5 separate regions of the Mus musculus genome follow, and regions 1, 2, 3 and 5 are each linked to region 4. A link is a loop called in an ENCODE intact Hi-C map of the cell type or tissue named here. Cell type or tissue: left cerebral cortex. All regions are shown on one strand.

Region 1 (5,000 bases), 390 kb before region 4:
ATAGCGTGCATGTGCTTCTTCCTATTGTCTCCCGCTGATGGAACCTAGGCTGGCTCTATATCTTGGCTATTGTGAATAGTGCCACAGTCAACATGGGGGTGTAAATGCTAGGGACCTCACATCTGCTTTGAGTACAGTTGATGTACAAAGACAGTGAGGAGAAGCTGAGAAACAAAAGGTGGTTTTGTTTTGTTTTTGGTTTTGTTTTTGTTTTTTGTTTTGTCAAGACAGGGTTTCTCTGTGTAGCCCTGGCTGTCCTGAAACTCACTCTGTAGACCAGGCTGTCCTCAAACTCAGAAATCTGCCTGCCTCTGCCTCCCAAGTGCTGGGATTAAAGGTGTGCACCACCACTGTCTGGCTCAAAAGTTTTTTATGTGCACATTGTTGTAAACCTATCGCAGTGTTTTTTTCCCTGAACTGTGCTCCACATTCTCATTGTTCCCTCCCATCTCTGGCTTTGGCGGCTACTGGTCTAACTCTCCCACTCCTGTAGGAGCAGATCATACAATACACACGGCCTTTGGGGCTGACTTCTTTCACATAGCATATGATGTTCTTGGGTTCCACTGTGGCATGTGTCCAGAGACATGTCTTTACAAATCTTAGTAGTATCCCATTGAATAGATGTACCACACGGTTGCTTTTGTGTGTATAGACTGATGGACATAGAGATATTAAAAACAAATCCATGCAGATGTAAGACAAGCATGATGCTCATGTTGTGCCTCGAAATTAGAGATGCTTGATAGAGATGCTTTGTCATGTAGCTCTGGTACCTTCCAGAAGCCTGACCACTGTGCCTCAGTACCTTTAAGCACCAGCTACACACACTGCTCTGAACAAGGCTGAAGTGGCCCTCCTTACACTTTCCAGGAAGTAGGGGTTTTCACAATGGGAGCAGGGACACTCAGCCCTCAAGAGGGACCTTTATCTTACTCCACAGCCAGGGTGTCTGCAGCCTGGGAGAGCTGGCTTCCCAAGCTTGCTCTGCAACCCTACTCTGCACTGAGATCTTCTTCCTGCTGGTTTTAAGTGTGCATATCTATTGCTGCCTACAGTGTGTGTTTCTCTCTTGGCTTTTATGACCTCCTTCCACCTCCCATGAAATCTCTGAGAGGATGAGGACACAGGGAACTTGCTTTCCTGAAGCAGAGAGTGACATATGGAAGCTTCTAGTGGTTGCATGATATTGAGGGTGGTTTTACTCACTGCTGCCTCCCTTTGGACCATACTTCTCTGCCTAGAGAGCTGGTTAAAACTGCAGCTTTGGGAATGGGGGTGTCACATCAGGGATTGGCAGACCTTAGTCTGGGGTGTGTCTGTGTTGGACCATCCTGAGATGGACAGGTGTGGTGTGGAGAGCGCAGGCTCCAGGGCCTGGGTTTTCTTTAGCTACAGGACTGGGCTTGGTTGGTGTAGTTCCCCCATGCCTATGCAAGCCACAATCCAATGCATTCTTTGAGGAATGTAAACAAAAGTGTTTGAATGCAGTCCAATAGTTGTCAGCAAGGGTATTATTTTGGTAACAAGGAAGATGGGCTGCCCCCTTTTCTGCATTTGGTGTCATATCACAATACTGCCATCCGCTGCCAGGCAGTGGTGAATGGAAGTGGGTCCCTGTGCAGTAGGCCCGGTTGGGCTGCCTGTATGAATACCAGAACAGAATTCCCCGAGTGTGCAGGGAGGCTCCAAATCCCAATTAGAAGTCAACTGTGGTGCTCTTCTTATTCCAAGAAGACATGCTGATGGAATACGGTAAATTCTGGAGGAATTGATGGGAAATTGAGACTGACCCTAGGTGGGCCTGGCATTGGGAATGTGTCCCCCCACAGTGGCCCAGAGCAGACACAAGACAAGTCCCAAGCAACTCACAGGAGACATCAAATTTGGAGTTGGCTTCTAGATGCAGAAGGGTGACCTACGTCTTCACTGTTTGTCCCTTAGCCAGGCCAAGCACCCCAGTGAGCGATGTGGGGACTGTGTGGCCTTTGTGTTTCCCATGCACACCACAATGCTTAGCTCACCCTGCCGAGTTCTGTGATTGAAATTCATTGCCAAATTTATTGAGAAATTAATGAGAAAAGCTGCGAAGTATTGACTTTGAGAGGAAAACACAACTCATCTTGAATGAGGAGGAAAATGCAGCAATAATTTAGCCACTATTGATTTGGCCCTGTCCATGTATTGATCTTCATTTTACAATATTAATTTGCACCTGCAATCGGCTGCAAAGGGAACCGATTTCATTTTGTGGCTGCGCTAGTGTGCAAAGCATTAGGTGCTCCTAAGCAGGGAGATCCACACACTGGGTTGGGAAGGAGGATTTTTCACCCCCTGTTTCTGCTTGTTACTGGAATAGACTAAAAATTAAAAATTTTTGTCCAACAAAATATGAAAGCAAAAGCCCAGGTAAACCGTGGCACTCCTCCCCGCTGTCCGGCTGCTTCTCATCCACACTAAAAGCCGTCAGCTGCCTGCGACTCCAGCCACCCCTCATCATCATGCCCGGATCAGTTCAAAGTTCATGAAATTTCTATGAGCATTGATCTTGCCCCATTGATTTTTTTTTTTTTTTGCAGCAGATCTTTGAAATTTTAATTTCCCGAGCATCTGAATTTCTTATAGATGAAATGCGCTTGCAGGAGACAGTTGATGATAAAGTGGAGAACTTAGCATCATTTTAAAGCCTAAAAAAGGGGGAGAGAAAAACCCAGACATTTGGGGACTTTGTGTAGTGTTTTGAGGTGGAATGATGAAAGTGCTCTAGCTGGAGCAGGGGGGACATGGGGTGTGGGGGCGGCTAAGTATCAATTTTGACTTCCGAAGCCACACATTTTTTAATGCAACTTTTTATACAGTCATTTTTGAAAGAAAAGCTATCTGGAGAAACAGCGGGGCAGAGAAGCATTCTTCACAAGCAATCGTTTGCTCTCAGCAGTCTTTATCACCTGGTCAAGCTCACCTAGTTACTTATCAGTGGGACATTTAATAACCTCAAGGTGATATAATTGCTATTGGCATTTTTCCCCCTTGGATTCGGCTGGTTAATGTGTAAACTACTTGTCAGCAAATAGCACTTTGTCACTAAAATCACCAACACCCTCTAGAGGAATGTCTTTGTATTGAGCAATTTAATTTTACTTTATTTAATTTTTACACATTACAACCTGTGTTCATTCAGGCACACTGACGGCTTGTAGTCTGTTGGGGCAGGGTCTGGGTAGCCCTGTTAGTAAAATATACTATATCTTATTTAACAAACCCATTGCCTTAATTGAAGTACGTTCTTGTCCCTCGGAAAAGGAACTACAGATGTTCTTATTATGTAGTTATGTTGCTAATGTGAAAAACGGCCTCATTATGAGGATCTGTTTGTAGCAAGAAAATTACTGCATTATGACAAATGCATGATTGGGAAGTTACAGGAAGCCGATCATTATTGAAATGAAACTGGGGCTCACTTAATAGCTGTAGCCAGCAGCTGGAATGGAGCAAATGAATGTCTTCCTGTTGTTACTGTTGGAGTCAGGGTTTTTGGGCAGGAGACTCTGCTGCACTGCAACCTGCATGCTGGCTTGAGCTTCCAGGGTGGAAAGATGGTGCTAAAAGCAGCTGTTTCCTACCTAGGAGTCTCCCCCTCGTGTGTTTAATGTCACCGTTTTAAAGATACAACTGTGCTGCAAGAGCAATTACTCCAGCAGTCTTTAAAGGTGGTCCACTGCTCCCTGGCTGGCAGCCGGATCCGGGTCTCCCTGGAATGGAGGCAAGGTGTTCAGGAGGTTGTTGTCACAATTAAGCTTTGTCACTGCGGCCCCTCCTTCATGCAATGGTCCTGTCCACTTCTACCACCAAGGAGTCCCCAGGACTGGGGTGTGTGAGTGTGGAGAGCTGTCCACAACAACATTTTTGGCTCTTGACAGCTGCCCTTGGGGACAGGTTTCACACCACTGGGATGCAGGCACAGCTGAGCCCTGAAAGCATAGTAGCTGCTTAGTAAATTTCTGGTGAATGGGTTGGCCTTTCAAAAATTCCTGGGGCTTAGTTTCCTTCCTAGGAGTTTTTTCTCTGTAGGAAAGTATCCTATCCCTAACATTGTTTTTTGATCTGCAATGTCTTCTACATGTCATCTGTGGTCAGGAGCATGTCCCCTTGTCACATAAGTGAATAGGGTTTACACACCAATGGATTAGCCATTGAAGTCTGGCGAAAGCCATTTACATTTTGGGATGTTGGAGAACAACACAGACCCCTGAGCAGGGCTGGCTGACAAAGACAGTTCAGCCTTCAAAATGTAAACTCCAATGACTGATGTCACAAGAAAGAAAAACCCAGCACGGTTGCCCATTGGTACGTTTCTAATTGCAGCAGGCCAGTTGGAGCTACTCTGGCCCCAGCTGCAGCTCAAAGCCTGATGCCATTTTCGGCTGCCACATTAGCTCTGGCAATCCCAACTTGAGCCGACAGCACAGCCCGTTAAAATGTTATCAATTGCGCTATGATTAATCCCCCAGTACATGGGCATGACTTAAATATTTAGAACGCTTCTTCTGTTATGACTTCAATGCATGTAAAGTAACGAGATTAACTCCAGTACACTTGAATATATTTAAATATGCGCCCTTCACAAGCTGCAGGCTATCCGGCGTGCGGAATCGAGTCTATGTGGCCATGTCAGGCTCTATTTGTAGGACCCACACTGGAGACTGGCCTGCATATGATAGCCGGATATCTGGCCTTTCACAGGCTGCCTGATTGCCTGCCTCATTTGGCATGGAATGTGATTCCCGGCCATTCTAGCTTCTGATTCATTCAGGTTTTATTGCTGTGTAATTTTCTTATTCTAAAATAAAAGCTCTCCAACAAAAATTACTATGCATTAGGCCACAGTAGCCTACTCAAATGGATATTAATACAGTTTATCTCCAAAAGGACGAATAATGTATTTGAAACAGATAAAAGGCCCTCCACTAAATGAGGAATGTTAATATCTTATGGCACAG
Region 2 (5,000 bases), 500 kb before region 4:
TGGAGACAGTGAAAGCACACCCCTGGCCTATGGCCCTTGACGCCACAGTCAGAGCGATGATGATCATAATGAGACAATAGGTGTGGAGCTTCAACCTCTTGGGAATGTCCCCATACCTTTCCTAAGAGCTTGGGTTTGTCTTTGGATGCTTGGCCCATACTGTTCAATACATGTTAGCTGCTACTAAAAACATGGGTAATTTTATGTCTTAAAATATTGTATATTGCCTAAACGGCTTCATGCTGGTTTGCATTAAAAATGATTCCCAAGTGAAGATGACAAAGGGGAAATATTCGTTATTTAGTTCTCGTCTTACATTAAGCTATCATAATAAAGCACATTTCTGGGCTGCATTCTCCAGAGTGCTTTTTACTAAATAAATGGCCCAAAATAACTTTTCTTTTCCAGTAAGATTCCATGATTCAGCACAACCAACTTTCATTACAAAAGGTTGAAATAAGGAGTAGAGAACAGAAACAGGGGGTTAAAGCACTGGGCTGGGGGCGGGGAGATGGGTAAGTGTGAGCTCCCATTAAAGACCAACCTGGGTGCCCCAAACTGTTTATTCAGAGATTTGTATCGTAGTTTGGGTTGAAAGGAGCAGACAGAATATATTAAATATATTAGAGAGGAAGAGGAGCCAGTTACCTAAGCCATCTCAATACAACAACCTCAGGGCAGGTTCACAGGTCAGGGATGGTGGACCCCTTTTCTTGAAGATGTAGCTGCAGATGCCTAATAAAGTTTCCACCTTTGTCATTTGCTGTGTGACATCTTCAAAGGTGGATGAAGGAGGGAATGGTCGGGTTGTCTGGCCCCCCAGAGGGTAGCTGAAGCTCAGACCAGCAGAAATGGTCCTGGAAAAAAAAGCAAGGCTACCTTAGAGGCCAGGTAGTTCCCCCCCCCCCCACCGCCCCCGTGGCTTTCCAAGGAATCCTGGTTTTGCTTTCTCTATGGACAACCTCTTGACTCTCTAACAGCTCAGCAGAGTGTCTCTCATTAAATTAGCAGTAGTCATCTGGGAGCTGTCTTCACCTACACTACCTAAAAGAGCAGAAGTGAGCTGGCAGAGCAACCCGGGTCCTGGGATCTGCGTCTAGACTCGAGTGCAGAGGTGTCCACCCACTTGGTGTTCGCCTTGGGGGCGGGGGAGGGGGCCCAATGCACTGTCTGGGTCAAGGCAGGTTACTGCTGCCCTTAGGCCCCCCGCAGGAAGGAACCTCTCCAGTCCTGGCAAAGAGTACTCCAGGCAGAGGGGGTCCCCAGTGCGTGGTCCTCGGGGTTCCCCCGAGGCCTGTCCCCCAGGCGGCTAGCTCGGACGCAGCTGCGGCCCCGGGGCACCGCGGCGGGCGGGCTGCGGGGTCGCCTCGGGCACCTTCTAGCTCCCTGCTCGGCACCCCCCGCCCGCCGCGTCGCCGCCACCGCCCGCGGTGGAAGGCAGCGCGGCGCGTGCGCACTGGCGCGCTCGCGGCCCGGCCCGTGGGCTCTCCCCGGAGGGCCGGAGGTGGGAACGTGGGGAGGCGCGGAGCAGCACACCTCCAGCCCGCCGCAGGCGACGCTGGCACCTCGCGGCCCCGGCGCCCGCCACGCCCGTCGGAGTAGAGGCTCGGCGGCTCAGGTAAGCGCTCTGCTCCGCGCGATCCCGTCGGGGGCTCCCGCCCCAGTGCGGTCCCGAAGCGGCCGCAGAGCCCGCAAAGTTGAACTTCGCGCGTCGCGGGCGGCGGGACCTGGGCGCCAGGGAGGGCCGCAGGGTGCAGGGGTGGGCTGTGCTGTGTGGCGGGGCGAGGGACACAGGATGCGGAGCCAGATCCTCGGTGCGCGAGGGTCTGGCCTCGCAGGGAACTTTTGTGGGGCCGGGGAGCGCGGTGGCAGCGGGCGAAGACTGAGGGAGGCTTGGCGGCTCGGGTGGCGTGACCATTCGGCTTTCTCTGGTAGGATCCCGGGAAGGCGAGCGAGGATCCCCATGGAGGGAAGAACAAGGTTTCGGGGCTTTAGTTGAAGTACCCGGATTTTTCGATCCCTATTCCACCCCCAGCCTCAGCAAAAGTGAGACCCTTGAGGAGAAGGCGGGGAAGAGGAGGGGGCGTGTCGGTGCCTGGATGAGAGCGCGGGAAGCAATTAAAACTCCTGCTTTCGGATTAACAACCCCAAATTGATCGATGTGTCAGGAATACCATTGATTTATGAAAGGTGCTTATTTCTCGGGTATGGAGAATTTTATGTTCTCCAGGTGAAACCGAGTTCACCCAGCTCCAGCGCAGATTGATGTTTTAATAAAAATAAATAAAGGGGAAAAGCTCGCCTGGTCTTTGGGGACATCAAGTCTCAAATCGCGGAGTTAGACTAACAAATCAAATTGTGTTATCCTTACATTTCGTGTCTTTTATTAATCTCGCCCCTAAAAATCGCAGGCAGGAGAGCGCCTTCATTTGGAAAGTTTTAATCTACTGTCTAAAACTTGGCATCACTCGCAAGCAATGTTTGATAAGCAAAAAGGCACGGGAGCGTCGGGTAATTGTGATAAGTGGCAGGCCTCGCGATGCAGGCGCGGGCGAGCGCGGGCCCCGCCGGCGGCAGGAGGTGGAGTGGGCTCTGAGGCGAGGGCGTCGGCGGCCTGAGCCGCGCAGCGCCCGTAGATGGCGCCCTGGCCCCACGCTAGACTCGCCAGTCGCCGCTCCACCGGGCGGCGCGCGGGCGGGGCAGTGGCGGGGGTGGGCGACACAAGCTCCACACTCGCAGTTCACTTGAACCGTAGAAGCAGCTTGGCCAAGCAGGAAAACCCAAATGACCCTTATTATTTTCCCTCTAGTTTAAGGACTGGCCAGTAGTTGTAGAGCTAGGGATCCTCAGGTCCAGGGGTCCCTGGGCAAAGTGTCATTTCCCAGGGACTCCTCCACCCATTACCCTCCGAGTGAGTCCCCATTTGGGGTGGCGCTGGCACAGGTAGCCTCCTCTTTCTGCAAAGGCAAGAGCCTGCTGACAGTGGCGTAAAGAGACCCTGTTGGCCGAGGGTCTTCGGATCGGTGGCAAGAACACCAACTTCAAAAGCGCTTAGACCGCTGGGGAGGGCGAGCCGGACGCCCAAAGGCTGCCCCCACCAGTGCTGTGGAGTTCCCTGCCCGGGCCTGTGCTGGCCCCGCCGCTGCGGCTGCCGCTGCTCTACTCTTTGCAATGTAAATTTCAGCGGGACAAATTGCTTATTAATAGTCTAGAAGAGAAGTCGGTTTCTTTCTTTCTTCTTTTCTTTATCTGTTTTTATTTCTGCATGGCCCCTAGCTATGCCCTGGGCAGCCTCGCCGCCCAGCAGTTTTCTCTTTATTTCAATATCCTAAAGAAAATGCAAATTACATCAGTGTGGCCTTTTTAAAAAGTTAAATTAGCAACAGCTTTAAGTGACTCCATTAGTATGGAAAACATACACACGTTTAATGTGGGAATAGCTTTCTTTTAGGAGGACTCATTCTAGTCCGTAAAATTTAGCAGACCCTCGGAGTTGATAAAGAATGTAGTCGCTGCAGAGCGTGTCGCCACAGGCATACCCGGTCTCACGGCCCACATCTGGCTTCCCTGGAGGAGCAATCCTGTTGCTGCCCGCCACCCAATACTCCTCCGTAGAAGCCCCCTGACCGTGAGCTAAAGGGTTTGTTCTTGCCAGGTGGAAGAGTTGACCATATCTGCCCAGGGGCAGTGAGCTTTCTTTTTCCTCTCAGCTTAGGCATCATCGCAGTTCCAGCATCTGAGTAGGTCTGGTTAACTCAAACCCCACTTCACCCATCTGCGCACAGGGATGGCAGTGTAGCGTCTGGGTTAACATGCATGGGGCAAGGAGTGAGAAAAGTAAGGGGAAGAGAGCATGCCCTCAATGGCTGTCAAAGGCCACCCTTCTGGGTCCACCCTCATCCCGTTCCCAACTCCTTTAACTGGCGTTTCAATACGGAATTCTACTGGCAAACTTTCGAGGGCTAGAACATGGCACCCATCAGCGTCCAGGAAAGAGTTAAGATTTATGGCTTGCTGGAGGAGTCTTGTTAAGATGTAATCTGCATTTTTAAACTACTGCGTAATAAAAAGTGAGAAGTTTTGAGACACCTTTCTTGATTATACCTTTGGCGATACTTTAGGTTTTACATTTAATTTGCATTTTGTTCTTAGAGAGTATTGAAGTCTTGAGTGGAGGATTGAATTTTATTAGGACATCTGGACTGACAATATCAAATCAGACACCAGTGTCCCAAAGCATGCTAAAATTTCAGAGTTAATTAGAACGCAGTGTGTTTAATTAAAGCCAATTATAATATCTGAAATTATCTGATCGATCCGTGTTTGTACTGTTTGGTTCTGTTTAAGTGTTGATTGGCGCACTTTGTGCGCTGTTCGATCCAAAAACTTCTCTAGGGAAAGTTTGCTTTGTAAATTGGCGCGGGCAGGCAGTGTGGACTCCGTGTCCCAGGCGCTGGTTCTGGGGCATCCAACAGGACCGCCTTTAGAGCACCGCTGAACGCAGCTAGGGAAATCCCAGCTTGTTGCTAAACCGCTGCTCCTTTTCGGGTCTGAGAGACCCCGCCACACACCAGCTGTCTTTCAGAGCTCCGTTGCTCCTCCAAAGTGCCCCCCCCCTCGGAGAGGCGACCTTTAAGGTTGTAAGGTGGGATGGGAGAAACCCAAGCTTCCGCGTGTTTGAGTTGGGATTCCCGGTGTGTCTGAAGAGTCCTCAGGACTCACTCCGAACTGTAGGGTCAGCCAAAGTGACCGAAGGAGATAGGGAAAAGTAAGGGCAGAGAGACAATAATTAACTGTTTGCCTTCTAATTTTGCACGCTGTTGGAACCCAGGCACACAACAGGCTCTTTTGGGCTCCATTTGAAGTCTTGGGGCTTCCCAGAGATACAGTTGAGCGAGTTCCTGGTCGTGTCTGCTGCTTCCGCGGGATCACTTGGCTGGCACCTTTCTCTCCAGCTAGGGAGTTTGCGTGGAGCTCGCAGCGCGGGCTAGGTGTCCCGT
Region 3 (5,000 bases), 370 kb before region 4:
GCTCTCTGCTGGGTGCCGAGGACGCAACCGTGGAGAAGACAAACTGGCCCTTTTGTGAAGTCGGTGGTATATTCCACTTTGATGAACTAATGCTCAAAAAAGGAACTGGAAAGGTATCAATGATTTGAACTCATTGTCTTCACAACACCTGTCAGTTCTGACGGGAAGCCCAGGCCCTAGGCGCCGCCAGCCGGCCTCAGAGCTGGCCTTGGGCACCAGGCCAGCGCTGCTTAGCAGGCAGGCAGTGAGGGGAGGTGTCTGTGGACATGCCCCAGCATCGAGGCCGACTAGGTCGTACCACACAAGCAGTGTGTACACAGGGGCCTGACAAACCATAAAGTTGTAACGGTGAGTCGGAGATAAATTAATATCGTTGAAATTAATGGACTGAGAAATTGAAGCTCACATCACTACATGAACAAATGTATTAATATGTTATACATAAATTAATGAGAACAGTCATTCTGACAAAAATTAAACAACACCAGAGTTAAAAGATTTTAAATTACATTCGGACCAGGAGTTCACTCCAGAGCTGGCTGCACTTGGTGCTTCTGTGCCAAGCTTCTCTTATTCTCTGAAGAGAAAACAGCACCCTGAGGTGGTAGGCTGCCTCCACCACTCCGTGGCCATGAGATTCCAGAGCAGCTGGGCCCTGTGTGGCTTTGATCTGAGAGCCTGACTCACCCTTACGCTACAGAGCTGCTGGTAGGAGGTCAGAGCCTGGGTCCAAAGGCAGAGGGGGAAACTGAGGCAAGTCTCCATTTCACATAGGAAAAGCAAGCCTTCAAGCCACGGCCAGGCTGGTTCCTGTCTTTGCAGAGAGTAGGCCTTCCCTTTGCTTTGAACAAGATGTGGAGACATTTCTGTGAAGTAGAAGCCCGTCCTCCCTCCTGCAGAGAAGGCCTTTGCAGAGGGCTGCAGCGCCAGACAGGCCTGCGGGACTCCTGCCACCTGTGTGCCCTCAGCCTAAGAAGTAGACTTACCAACACCAGTGCCACCAGCAGAACTGACTGTATATAGCAGGGAGTTGAGCAAGTATGGCCTCCCTGTGAATCCCAGCACAGGAGGAGCAAGCTGGGCCCACTTGAGGGTGCGCGTGGGGTGGTCGCATTAACTTCTGTCTCCTTCTCTTTTGCAGCTATGTCTGGGCTGGTAGTCCCGCCCATGTGAGGGGCTCTGTTTGCCTTCGCAGCACCCAGCATCCAAGGACGGACTTCAGGGGACACGTGTAGTGTGTTAAGATGTGCTGATGGAAACACTATCTTCAAAACTAAAAATCAGCCACAGTTGAATGCTACAAAAGACATTTAAAGATTTTATTTAAACTGTTAAGAATCAAGCCGCGAACAAGCCCACTCCTTCATGAACAATTCCACTTTATTGACTGAACTCTTCTCATACCTTCACATTTCTCAGTCCTGAAGATTAAGGAAACAAAGCACCGCCTATTTTGTATAAAGTTTCTGATTCCGTCTTGGCTGTCTAGTGCGTGCTATCTGTGTGGGGAGAAGCTTCGTGAATATGCACCGTTTTGATGCCCATGCAACAGTGAGGAAGAAAAACCCTCGAGACATTTTTTCTGTACTCATATTTAGATTCACAATGGTTGTGTATCTCTATAATGTGAAATATTTTTTTGTGGTGAATAAAAGGGGGCCAAGGAGGTATGAGCCATTAACTGGAACAGACGAGGATATGACTAGGTGAATTTGGGGTGGCAGGGAGGGAGGGAGGGTTTATCATTGCTTAACTTCATCTTAATGAAATGAAACTTTGTAACTTATTGTAGTTAGAAATTGTAACTTTGATATCGAATCTCTTGCCTTCAACAAGCACACTGACAGAGAAAAAAAAATATGCTACTGTCTGTTGGTTCCAATATTCTCCCACCTAGAGCTTCCTGTTAAAGCAAGTGCGATCAGCAACATTTTTCAACTTTCGCGCACTGTAAACCTATTGCATTCTTAGGCTACTGTGAGGTCTATGTTTCTTGTACCTGAAATTGTCCTTTGGACTCCTAGACCCTTCTTCCCCGATGTGTTTTGTATGTGGTTATAAAATTGTAGACTTTTGTGATTTTGCCAAAGTTGTAGCTAAATATTTATACACTTGTCTTGAATTTTTTTCAGATCCACTTAAAATATTTAGAAAAACGAGTTTTATTCCTTATGGGTCTTATAGGGGATAAAATGCTCTTCTTCCATGCGACACTTCCTTTCCCATGAACACTTGCAGTTGCTAAGGGACTTTATTTTGTAACATATTAATTATAAATATTGTATTTATCTTTGAAATTTTGTACATTGCTTTCCCTGCCTTCTTTTTTCACGTCTGTTTTGGTGTTTGATCCCTGCCCAGTGTTGTCGCACAGGGGAAGGGCAGATACCAAGACCTGTCTGTTGGATCTGTTTTGTTGAGATAAACTGATGTCCTTACATTTCATTTGTACCTAAACCATTTGCTATCGTTTAGACTTTCCACCCCCCACCCCTTTTTTTTATGTTGAGGAAAAGTCAAATTCATTGTTTATTTTTATATTATTTTTAAGTTATCTGAACAAATACTTTTGAAAAGAAAAGTTTGTTGTATAGTCAAAAGAAAACGGTGTCAGCGGCCGAGACAAATTCTGGTAGGTTCTGTGCATGTGAAGCGGCCGTGAAGGGGCCACATCGTCCGGGCTGTGTCCTTATTTAATTTTTAATTTTTAATTTTTTCGTAGAATGTAAAAAAAAAAAAGTCATTTTAGCTGCCACCTATGACTTTGCCACATAGCTGAACTGTGTTTACTGGAAAAATTCAGAGGCCTAAAGTTTAAAATAAAATTTACTTCCGACGTTTTAATTACAAATGTTTGCCACATTAACTTCTCTGATGCCTTAAAAGTGGACTTCTTTGAAGAACTTCTGTGCTATTTTATCACAGGCTCATACCACAATTGTTAATATCTGGAGATGGATGATGAACACACACACACACACACACACACACACACACACACACACACCAAAAGCACAAACCTCCAGTCCGCCAGTCACTTCTTCCTGGGTCTGTCTGCTGCTCTCGGTCCTCTAAGCTCCCCTTGGAGTTGGAGAGGTATCGGGGACACTGCTGGTTAGTACGTTTTGATTTTAAACAGGACCTTTGTGTGGTCAGATCCCACAGCACTGCCTGTCCTTTTTTTTTTAACTGGAAAGACCTCCTTCAGACACTCTGCCTCTTAGTGCCAAACCCACCGTCAGACCAAGAGTCAGGACTTCAGGACTCTGTCCTTCCTTCCCACTCATCGCCCTTGCAGACAGCGTGTGCTTTGCGAACAGCAGCAGAAGTCACATTTAGAACAAAAAGGAGGGGATTATAAAAAAACTAGACACACACCTTCACAAAGAGACAACATAGAGCTTAGAAAGCGTTCATTCAAGGGACTCAGTAAGAGAAACGGAATGTCCCCAAGGGTCAGTGGGCCACACTCTGGCTTTGTGGCTGCTGACAGGGCTTAGCTACACGAACAGCCTGAGAAGTCACTTTGGAACTAAATTGCCTCGATTTATTTTGTGTAAGTAAGGGTTTGACCTAAAAAGAGCTCACGTGCACATTAGCAAGTGTCCTCATGCCCGCACCCGGTTTGTGTTGTAGATCAACTAGCCAACGCCCTCATTGCTTCATTGTGTCAAAAAACCGAGAGCTTCACTAAATGGTAGATTTTGCTGTCAGAGACCCTACAATAAGATTGTTTTATCTGTACATTTTTTCAGATATTTAACTGTATAAAATGTTCATTTTACACAATATTTAATTAAAGTATTTCTTGTCTGTGAATTTCACTTTTGGTAGTTTTATCTGTTTTGACTATTAAAATGACTGACAAATGAATTGGGGGTTTCATTTCCACATCCTGAGCTCCAGAGCTGGGGCTCGCCAAGATCTAAATGGTTTCAAAGAACCTTCCAGAATTCTCATCCCCTCAGTCAGCATAGTTCCGAGGTGGCTGTGATGCCACAGGTGCCATCAGAAGATTTGGTGTCTACACGCTTGGGCCTGACTGTTTCTGTCACCACCACTGGGTCACAGCAGCACTGGGGTGCCCTGTAAATGATCCTGAAGTTGGAGGCGGCTAGGTAGTAGGCTTCTGATTTGGATGGCGGGATAGTGCTTGCTCTGGCTCCCCCAATACTCTCTTGTCCCTGCTTTCTACATCCTCATGGACTTTTTGGCAAGAACCAGATCAGGGATGACTATGGGGCTTGGAGATTTAGCCAGACACAATGGCCCATGGGGTGATAAAAAGGATGCCTGTAGTGTTGTGTGTCACTAAGGTGTCTTGCACTGGCCACTGGTGGCTACACATAGATGATGGTCAAGGCTGGGACTCCAGTGACGTTGACATTCTCCATGAACACAGGTTCTAATTTCCACAGCCCTTGCCTGCCTTCTGTATCTCATTCGATTCCGCTCAGCACGCTGCAGTTTCTCCTCAATGGCAGGCAGGCTTTACATGTTTTGGCTTGCAGTTTTGTCACCCGTTCAGTAAGTGTGATCTAAATTAGTACTCACAAATGTCATCTTAATTACTTGTTCTGCTGAGCAAAACAGGAAACAATTATTCAAAACAGAATGAAACTTGTGAATACCTTTCCCTCCAGTCAGTGCTGAGCCTTTGTTGGCGGGCCTTAAAGAGACAGTAAAGAAACAGGTTCCTATGGCACAAAGCCCACTTCAGGCCTTCCTGAGTCACCAGGGCCAAGGAACGGGTTGCCCAAAGAACTCTGCTCAGGTCTTTGGAGCTAGTGTGATAGGGTCTGTTGACCTGGACAGAAAGAAGTTCAAAAGCTTGCGTTTCAAACCAGAAGCAAGAACCAATCCTCAAAAAAAAAAAAAAAAAAAAAAAAAAAAAAAAAAAAAAACCGCATGCGGAGTATTGTCAGGTCTCTCTAAGGTCTTTCAGGCTTTTAAAGATTATTCAAAGCACTTGAAATGGGCTTCAATCTAATGCCTCATTT
Region 4 (5,000 bases):
AACAGGCATTAGGCGATGAAGGATGGGGTAGTCACGGGAGCGTTTCCTATTTGTGCCCCCTCTGGACGATAATAAAGTATGTATGCTCCTATGGAGATGGTCCACATTTCAATAATGTATTGTAAATACACAGGAAAATACAACTAGAACTTTGGTTCCCAGTCCTGGGTATGTTACGCTGCCCCATGGAACCCAAGGGAAACTCCGGTGGCAAACAAAATTCAGGAGGGGAACGCCCAGTTCCCATTGAATAATTGTCGCTGTCTCTAACCTGTTTTCTTGTGCGACTTCCATTATGCTGATTGCCATAAACAGGCATTACGAGTGAGTAGGATGTGGGGGGATAGAGTCTGGGGAAAACCATGTTTGAATATTTGTTTCTGCGTTTACATGCTCCACTGATGAATGAAATGGTAAATATTTAAAGCCTGAAACTCTTTTCATTTCCCCTTCAAAGACCCACTCTGAGCCTCTCTGGTCGTTGGGCATCGCAGCTCCTCGAGTCATTAATCACTCTTTGTTTGGGCCGGGTTTTATTGTTTGGAATTGTTCAACTCCTGCTCTGGATGGGAGAACACCAAGATACCGGGTTCTTTGTTCCTTGCTTTGGTCCCGTGGACATACCTGGAGGGCCTGGGTTTGCGGTAAGGGAGGCTCCTGTAGAAGTCACCAATGATTTTTCAAAACACAAAAGGCAAGATGTAAACAGATTACCTGCAATTAAGCAGCTTGAGGGACCCCTCTTTACAACTTCTGAGAGATGGCTAGATGAATAGTCACCTTTTAGGAGCCCCTCCCAGTTAATTTTAAAACAGATATTAGAATCAGGTGAGGGAGAAACATTTTATTGGTGACAGATTATTTCCAAAGATATATTTATGCACTGAACAGGGGATGGGAATCGATCTGATTGTGCCACGTGGAGAAATAAAAGAATTACCAGAAACACTTGACTTTTTTTTTTTTTTTTTTTTTTTTGCAATTTAATTCACAACTTATGATGATAGAGTTAACTGTGGGTCCTCAAGAGGCCCTAAGATACAATCCATCATTAGAGGGTATTTAGAAGCATATTGGAAAGCCTTGATAATGTATGGTTTTGTGGCTATGCTAATGTGATTTAGGAATAAAAATATAATAACTTTCACCCCAAAATCATATAACGTAAAATATCTTCTGTCAGGGAGTGATTTGTGGATTGCATTCTGCACGGGTATGTGGGTTTGGGCAGTTCTTTATAAGGTATGTGCGCTTTTATTTTGTTTACCAGCATACATGGTACTAAAAACGGTTTTATTTGAAACACACACTCCAGGTTTACAACATTATATTGAAGTGTATACATCCTTTGGTTCAACAACAGCAGCAGCAGCAGTAGCAGCAGCAACAATAACAACAACAACAACAACAACAACAACAACTCCTCCTTGACTATATCCACACGAGTGACAAATCTGCCAGGGAAGTGACTAGTTGATATGCCTTTTTATTACACGAGCTGCCTTGTTTTCTCTACTCAGAATAAAGAAAATCACAGGATCCTTACAATAATAGCTGGCAGCAGGTAGTTACCGGGACACGCATGTCCCCGACTCTTCACTTTGTAGCATCCATCCGATGGCAGATTAGAGGCAGGAATCTGCAGGTCGGTGACAAAATACACGGGTAATAGCATTCAGCTTGCCTAACTGTAAAAGTGAATTCACTGGTGCTCTTTGTTTGATTGTCGACCTGACATGTCAGATGAGAAGGGCCCCTTGGATAACCTGCCAAAACAACAGCACAAATAAACGCCAGACGACACCGCGGCTGCTTGATGTCGAATTACAAACACCGGGCCCATCATGGATTCAAATGGAGCGGCTATGTAAAAGCCCAGTGGCGCCCGTGGGGTGGGGCTAGTGGGAACAGAGTGCCTCTGGGTACCAGGCTGCTCGGGTTTTTCTTTTTCTTTTTCCTTGGGTGAGATGGGAGCCTGGGTTCCGCAAACCGGACGGCAATATTTAGCATTCATTGGTTTCCTTATAAAATTTGTCTGATCGTCTGATGTGACAGGCTCTGACGCTGGAGAAACTGCTTTTCAAATTGCCTCCTGTAGCTCTGCTGGATTCCAGCGGTTCTGGGCAGGAAAACTGTCTGAGGCACGCATCCTTCCCTGTATCTTTCTTCGAATATTCCCTTGGCATTGAGACCAAGCCCCACCGCTTACAAGATAGCAACTGTGGGAAGGGGGTGGTATTTATCTCCTGCGTTGTTTTTAGGTCCAAAGGCAGACTTGTGGGGCTGCTCATTACACTTCTGCCTTGTGATAAAAATCTCTACAACCAGTGACTAGCTTCCTCGGCTGGAGTTCATTTCATCTCACAAGCTACTCAGACTGCACCCCCTAGCCCCCCCCCAAAAAACCCTACTCAAACACGTTATTTCTTTAAATACAGAAAAATAGTTTTCTAGGATCCTTTTGAAAAATTTTGCCAACCTGTAGTTTTAAGTACCCACTTCAGAATGGGTAAGCAAATTAATTTTTTTTAATTTTAATTTTTTTTTACTGTTTTGCACAGATGTGCAGGTATGAAATGGATTGAACAGATTTGTCCTTGAGCCTGTACATTTGTGCAACCAGGGTGGTATCCCATAGGCAAGAGGCTGGACCATATTGCTACTGAGCTGACAGATAATGAGCCAGTGTTCTGTGCTGTCCACGTGCCCCTGCCCTGCTGGCTATAGTGTGCTCCAAATGACCTACACACCAAGTGTGAGTGGTACCTTCGACAAAGCAGTCTAAATGACATTTAGCATGAAGCCCAACTGACCAGGAGCACACTCAGAAAAAGACTGTTGGTAGCTGTTTTGCCCCCTGGGCTGTGGTGTTGAAAATATACTGTACATTTAAAATACATTTTCTCTATTCTTAGTCCCTGGTTTAAATCTCACGAAGTTTTAAATGGCTGGAGGTAACTGTGCGCATCTAAGTTCTTTAAAAGTTCAGCAAGAGGCTGGAGATTGGAATTTCTGGGCCAGCAATCATCCCAGGTTACATGCTTGGGTTAGAGATTTTTTTTTCCAAAAGAATACAGGTAAGGGCTACATGTCTAATGTCTATAAACATTTCACAATTTTCTTAACACAAGTACTGGAATGCCTCAGGATTTCTGTATGAATGGAAGCATCTCTTAGCATCCTGATGCTATCCTTGTTTAGTGAACACGCAGCTCATCAGAGAACTGTGTTTATTTAGGTCTTTGCAAGAAGGTTATGAAAGCTAATTTTTCAATCGCCGGTATGGCTGATTAAATCACCTTGCTTTGTCTCATCTGGCCCAATCACATCATGATGCATTTACCTTCCCCGTGTATGTGAAATAGACGGCAACAATTAAGTTTATCTTAAGTGTAGTTATTACAATCCTAGTAAATGGTAAACATAGTGGAGGATGCTCAACTGATCTGAGCAGCCCAGGAGCCAGCAAAGCAGGTGCTGGTGTCCCGTTTTTAAATTACATTTCATGGAACATAACAAACCCTCCTGTGCTTCACATATCACGGTAGCGACTTATACTGGCATTATTCAGTTCGACCTCATTCCTGCTAATCACCCTCCTACTTTTAATAGCTGCCACAGTGGGTGAAACAGCTTACTGCAGTATTTCTTGCCGAAAGAATGCCTGTCAGGCTATTGATGACAAATTAAAATTAATAAAGAAGATCGGTGTTGAATTTGAGGGAATGGAGAAACCACGGCGTCCACGTGACGACTGTGGCCTCTGGGGCGCTCTGTGGAGAATAATGTTTTTGGTGTGCGTGTATTGTCTTGAAAGGAACGCTAAAACTGCCAAATCTCTGCCTGGAAGAGTTCCTGAAATAGGAGCTGTATTCTTTTAGCCCTCATCACATGTAATTTATCCCTCAGAGAGGCATTTCCCACTCTGCCCACCTTCTCTCTGGCTGTAATAATAGCGTGTTTCCAAGGTTCTACAATTTTATTTACCTCGGTGAGAACCTTTGCGAGAAAAATCACATACACGTCAGAGTCCAGGAAACACAGTGGCTAAGTTCATGTTGAGCACAGTGAGTCTGCGGAGGCGTCCACCTCTGCTGCAAGAGGGCTCAGCCGCCTCCTTAAAGAACCAGCGTTTTTGTTTGTTCAAGATTTTGTGTTTCGGGGTCATTCTTTTTCTTCCACAAAACGCCTGGAATCGTAGCAGGCTGCTCTGTTTCATGCCATGCACTATTTTAGAAGACTGCATATACAGTAAATAAATATGCTCTCACAGCTTACATACATCTCCTGTCTACTTATAAATAGCATGTTCGTTAAAAAAAATCTTGCCGGGAGAGCAGAAGCAAGAGGAAGGTTCTTGTCATCTGGGGCTGTTGGGAGGCTGCTTGTAAATACTAAAAGCTGTGAACCCCGACAGCGAGGGGCTCACTACAGATGAGCTCGTGCTCCCAAATCAGAGGACAAAATTATTTTAATACTTATTTTTAAATTGACTTGTGTGTGTGCGCGTGCCCGTGCATGAGCATGTGTGTGCCTGTGTGCATGTGCCTCAGACAACTGTCAGGAGTTGGTTCATGTATGATTTGGGGTTGCAACTAACTTGTCAGCTTGGTGGCAAGCACTCATACTCCTGGATCCGTCTCACTGGCCTGGAGGACAGAATTTTGACTATAGCCAAGAGACTTCTGTAGATGACTGAGCAGTCTTTCCCCTAAAGAGGTCAAGGTGCATGTTGTGAGTAGGTCACTTAGTGAGTGCCATAAGTATGCCGCCATGGGAAAATGAAGTGGAAGTAAACTGAGGCTGCTAGATTCCTGGGAATGTAGAACAGCCCCACAGGTATCACCACTCCATCTAGAAACAGAAAGGAGACATCATCTTCCCTAGGGGCAGGAGCCAAAGACCAGATCCGCTTGATCAATCCTATCCAAGCTCTTCCAGGACCCAGATTTCTCTCTCTCTCTCTCTCTCTCTCTCTCTCTCTCTCTCTCTCTTTCTCT
Region 5 (5,000 bases), 480 kb before region 4:
AAATGGACCGGTTGCTACAAATAGTTTATGCCGTCATTAAAACAGGACATATATGCTTTATTAAATGACTTGCGATTGGAATCAAACTCTGTCTTAATTAATTACGGTAATTAATATTTGACAGAAAAATTCCAAGATCCCCCCCTTGTTTATTTTTAAACGTTTCTTTCTCTGCTTGAAAACCATTTCATGGGGTTTCTGACCCCTCCCCTCAACAAAGACAACTGACTGTCCCAAAGCTCATCGAGTTAGGCTGGCTTAGTTAGTTCCCCTCCTCCTTTCTAGTGCCATGGTCTGGTAACACGAGCCATGTATTTGGATTTAAAAGTTAAATGTGCTGGGGTGAGAAGTCACCTTGTTCCCCTCTAGTCCGTCTTCACCTCTCAGCCCCCCATCTCCATAATTCAAAGTCTGAGCTCCAGGGGTCACTCAAACCCATCCACTGCTCTGCTCTCTCTCTCACCCTCTGTCATACCTTGTAAATAACATAATTACAAGCAGTTCCTTATTAAATTATTTAACCTGTCTTGGTCAACTTTTCGGATGATAACTATTGGCTATCAGTAATGTGATTAACTGCAGAAAGATGCCTCATTGCTTTTTGAGGGTGTCCAGTCTCTGGCTGCTAATGTTGTACTGGGTGATGTGTTACTGTTTTTAAGGACATTGTTTCCACGTTCTTAAAAATAGAGTGTTGGGTGTATGCATATAGAATTCCTAAATTAAGCACACCCTGCACTGATTGTTTTAGAATGGAGGATATACAGGGTCACACTAGAAATGAAAGTAGTCTCTTCATTTTTGGTTCATAACTTTCGGTATTATGAACCAAGTGGGAAAGAGCTTCCTGCAGCCCGGCACACACGCCTCCTATTCTCTGAGCACAATTTGCACATTTTTATTTCTCTGAAAAAGTTTGTCCTTACCTAGGCAGCCAGAACATGAGGTTTTAATGTCTGCAGCCGCAGAGCTGTGTGGTTTTTCTCCTGGAGCAAAGATCTGGCAGGTAAACGTGTTTTTCTGACACAGACTGTGGTGTGCCCTTTTGCCAGCCTTGCACCGATTCACAGAAGCTCTGGAACTCGGCTGCTGTTTTTGTCAGGCGGCTTTTATTTCCTTTGTATGTCGGGCAAAAAGGTTTTGAGAATCGCCGTAGTCTAATTAGGAGGTTTTTTTTTTTTTTTTTTGCAGGCGCTGCTAAGTTTCTGTTCCTCATGTACGGGAGAAGCAAGAGGCTTCTTTTAAAGTACACTTTTATTGTTCATTTAGCCTAGTACCTTTGCAGTCTACACGGTGCAGAAAATAAAGGCATTTAATCTCCTCACTGACGGGGATGGAGGGGGGGGGACTAAAGAAATAGCCCAGTAACTGATCAAAGAGTCAATGGCGCTGAACCGACAGTTTATGGATTTCTGTTTGTGCTACAAAATAAAAAATAAATCAAATATAAATACGGGGATCATCGGAGGACAAGCCATTCTTTCAGAAGTACTGGTGTCGCCAAGGCCGCTAGCCCAGCAGCCCCAGGCGGCTCGCTGGCCTGTGGTGACTCCCACCATTTCTGTGGTTCCGAGCGGGCCGAGCTCCAGGCCGCGGAACGAGGCTTGCGGAGACTCTTCCCTCTTCCCAGGAAGCCAGTCCCCGGACGCCTAGTAGAAAGGGCTTTGTCCGCCTGGAAGTGCAGGAAAGTGCCGGAGGAGGTTGGAAGTAATTTCCAGAGAATTTTCAGGGGGTGTGGGGGGGGCGGGAACTGCGGAGAGGGCAGCCCTCCCCTTGGAGGAATTTTCTGCCCGGAACCTGCGGCTGGCGGCCCCCGCCTCCCGCCCCTCCCCCAGTGGCCTTTTCTCCTCTTCTTTGGGCGAGGCGGGCGGCGGCGAGGGCGGCCGAGCCGGGGCTCCCGGCGGCGGAGACGGGCTGGGCGCCGGCGTGAGCGCACCTAGGGCTTCGCACCATCTGGCGGAGCCTCTGCTCAAAACCCACCCGAGCGTGCGCGCAGACACTGCCTTTTTACCCGAGGAAAAAAAAATCATTGTTAGCACTTTGAAAATAAACACCAGATTGGCCATTAGCACTTTTCTTTCTAAATATCATCGGGCGAGAAGCACGTGGCCGCGCGGGCAGGGGCGCCCCCCGGGCCCGGGCCCCGGCCCTCCCGCGGGCCGCCAGCTCCCTGGCGTGGCACGAGCACGTGCGACCGCCGTGCACAGCTTCCTGCTGTCGGAGGACGCCTAGCCACGCAGCCCAAGTCTCCGGCCTCTGCTCGGGCTCCGGGGGGCGGGGGGATGTGTGTGTGTGCGGCCGGTAGGGTGCAGGGCTGGCGGCTGGGCAGCCCGGCCTGGGCAGCGCCTGGTGGCGCAAGGAGGGCTGCCCCTGCGCCCAGCGCTCTCCCGGCGTCTGTAGTCGCAGTCGCAGCGCACTCTGATCGACTTCTTCCGATAGAGCGATCGGGCCTTCGTATAAGACAATGGCCAGAGGACGACGCCAGGTTGCGGTGGCCCAAGCTTCAGGAGCCGGCTGGGAGGCTGCGCGCCCTCGCCGGCTGTGCCCCGGTCTCTTGCAGGCCCTGCCTCGCCCTCCCCGCAGCCCTCCCGAGCTCAAGCCCGGGGTGCACCCATGGGAAGAGCTGGGCAGGCGGGCCGAGCGAAGCATCCCCGCGACTGACTGAAGTGGCAGGGTGGGAGGGTGGCCGGGTGTGCCTGTCGCCTCCCCTCGTGGGGGCTGGACACCTGCCACCCCCGGAGGCCTGCGGCGCCCGAGGCGGTGTGGCGCCCAAGCGGTAGGCGCTGCGTGACCCCTGTCTCTGCTTGTCCCCAACGCAGGCCATCGTGTATGAAGGCCAGGACAAGAATCCGGAGATGTGCCGCGTGCTGCTGACCCACGAGATCATGTGCAGGTGAGCCCCCGGGAGGCAGGCGGCCGTGGCGCCAGCCAGCTAAGGGGACGGGGACGCGGGCCGTGCTCGCCGGCGCCGGCCATCCCGCCCAACTGCGGGGGAGAGAGGGCGTCCATAGAAACCTAGCAGGCCGGAGGAGGGCCCAGACCCGCCCAGAGCAGTGTCCGGCCTCATTTTTCCATCAGTGGTGATAGTTAGTACAACCCGCTGCTCAGCAGAGCGGATTAATATGTTGACCCTGTCGTGGCAATATAGTGTGTGTGTGTGTGTGTGTGTGTGTGTGTGTGTGTGTGTGAGAGAGAGAGAGAGAGAGAGAGAGAGAGAGAGAGAAACACACAGATCAGGGGATGCATCTGTCCTCGCGCAGGAGTCAGAGTTCACTGGGACTCATTTGAGTATTTCCTTCTCCAACGCTTGCATCCTGAGACGTACAATTGTCTGTTATTGATAAAAAAAAGGAAAGCCTTTTGTACTTATTACAGAGCTCGTGTATGTGAGAATTGGATTGTGATTCTGTCAGTTAACCTCTTCCCTAGAGCAGCGATGCATCGTTCATATTGTTGTTAGATAGCGTGCCGTTACTTGAGATCTCTGTCAGAAGAGCAATTTCCCACCTGTTTTTTTTTCTAACTACCACAAGAGTTTCGCCCCTACATGGCGAATAAAAACGCATCATTGACTTTGTATGTGTGGCATGTGAAATATAGTTGCAAGGAATAATAAGAAAAGGTTGTGCAGGCTTGCAGCCTACAGTAGCAGGCCCCATACTCTGAGGGGCATACTCTCCTCGGCTATGGTGCCTGTTGCCTGAATGCCACTTCTGAGCAGAGGTATTGTTACAGCACCAATATACAAAAGCTGACTTTTCCTCATATCAGGTAATAAATATAAATTACAACCAATAAAGTGGAATTTCTTTATTATCCACTTCTGCATGTACGGCAATTAACATAGAAAGCGCACAGATGTGATTTAAGCTCTAAGTGGAAGACTGTAGACTTTCTTTAATCACTTTAGCTGTCAGCTTTAAAAGGCTTTATATACTTTGCCTACCATATGGTGTTAATTTAGCTAATTTAGACATGTAACCATTATACAAGTATGCTTTTTTAAAATGCGAGAAGCATAACATTTTTGTTTCGTTTCTGCTTTAATTAAAGTTTCAATAACAGAGTTAAGGTAGGCTTAAAGAAGCAACAATAGGAGTTTGTGATAGATTGATGCACGCCTTTGTGCTTATAATTAATAAATGCCCCAAAGAAATATTGGTTAGAGGTGGCATCTTGCATCTTTTCCAGAAATAACAGCTTGACAATTGGAGGTAAACAAAGGCTGAGACTGTGAAAAGTTATTCCCCAGCCTCCAGCCTTTTCTCCTCAGCTCATTGCAAAGACAAACAGCAACAGCATGTTTTCTGCATTTTAGCATTATAATTTGTATAGGAGCTCTGGCTACCCTGCTAGTAATAATAGATGTCTTTAACCCTGCTCCTTCTGGTAGAAAGTTACAGCAGAAGTTTAATGGAACTCACTAGGTTGAAGTGTGTCAAGCTGCCTAAGTAGGAAAACTATATATATATATATATATATATATATATATATATATATATATATATATATAGTTAGTACATATATATATATATATTTGACTCCTACTGCTTCATGGTCAGACTTTGAAAAAAATTATAAGTTGGACAGAGAAAGCTGAGCTTCATACTGAAACCCATGTTTACAATTGCCCCACAGCCGGTGCTGTGACAAGAAGAGTTGTGGCAATAGAAACGAGACACCCTCAGACCCTGTAATCATTGACAGGTAAGGATGACTTCTTTATTTTCAAAACAAAACGGTAGCAACCAACCAGACTCTCTTTCCTGCTTGGTTTCCAGTGTCTCCTTAGCTTTGAGGCGGGTGCTGGGCTCATCTTGTGCACTGCACCATTTGTCCGCCTGTGTTATCATGCACAGGTGGGTTGACGTGGAAACCCGGTGGCTCGCTCTGTGGGGATTCAGTAATTGCTTGCGAGTTGTCAAGGGAAGCAGTTTCATCTGCCACTGCTCTCACTGTGAGGAGCACTTTATGCCTAGAGAGTCTCTGGCTTTAAACCC

Evidence for each region. A loop is a pair of places that touch in the nucleus more often than their neighbours do. Peaks named below come from ENCODE experiments on the same cell type or tissue, not always from the same donor. Only the 100,000 strongest peaks of a DNase experiment are listed, where the experiment ranks them.
Region 1: a loop joins it to region 4, with 2.4 times the contacts of the local background. A loop is called at or near these places in 2 of 42 quality-filtered maps.
Region 2: a loop joins it to region 4, with 3 times the contacts of the local background. A loop is called at or near these places in 4 of 42 quality-filtered maps.
Region 3: it touches region 4 in a loop (2.0-fold over the local background); 2 of 42 quality-filtered maps call a loop at or near these places.
Region 5: a loop joins it to region 4, with 5 times the contacts of the local background. A loop is called at or near these places in 5 of 42 quality-filtered maps.

What each region holds. Positions count from the first base shown.
Region 1 is chr7:137,209,560-137,214,559 of GRCm38, reverse strand. The region is part of intron 10 of Ebf3 (early B cell factor 3); the gene reads left to right. Among named protein-coding and RNA genes, the nearest start is that of Gm10578, 23 kb to the left of the region's middle. In left cerebral cortex, CTCF peaks have their summits at 1,219 and 3,122; no DNase peak of the experiment used is centred here.
Region 2 is chr7:137,319,305-137,324,304 of GRCm38, reverse strand. It overlaps a transcript of Ebf3 not described here. Among named protein-coding and RNA genes, the nearest start is that of Ebf3, 7.4 kb to the right of the region's middle. In left cerebral cortex, a CTCF peak has its summit at 2,641 (motif pointing right); a DNase peak (open chromatin) is centred at 2,624.
Region 3 is chr7:137,192,544-137,197,543 of GRCm38, reverse strand. It overlaps Ebf3 (early B cell factor 3), which reads left to right. Exons shown (of 16, transcript NM_001113414.1): 16 at 1,142-3,873. The coding sequence ends at 1,173. Among named protein-coding and RNA genes, the nearest start is that of Gm10578, 40 kb to the left of the region's middle. In left cerebral cortex, no CTCF peak of the experiment used is centred here; no DNase peak of the experiment used is centred here.
Region 4 is chr7:136,822,682-136,827,681 of GRCm38, reverse strand. No RefSeq gene overlaps it. Among named protein-coding and RNA genes, the nearest start is that of Mgmt, 69 kb to the left of the region's middle. In left cerebral cortex, no CTCF peak of the experiment used is centred here; a DNase peak (open chromatin) is centred at 1,970.
Region 5 is chr7:137,307,192-137,312,191 of GRCm38, reverse strand. It overlaps Ebf3 (early B cell factor 3), which reads left to right. Exons shown (of 16, transcript NM_001113414.1): 5 at 2,820-2,893; 6 at 4,639-4,707. Among named protein-coding and RNA genes, the nearest start is that of Ebf3, 4.8 kb to the left of the region's middle. In left cerebral cortex, no CTCF peak of the experiment used is centred here; DNase peaks (open chromatin) are centred at 2,421, 2,578, 3,569, 4,171 and 4 more places.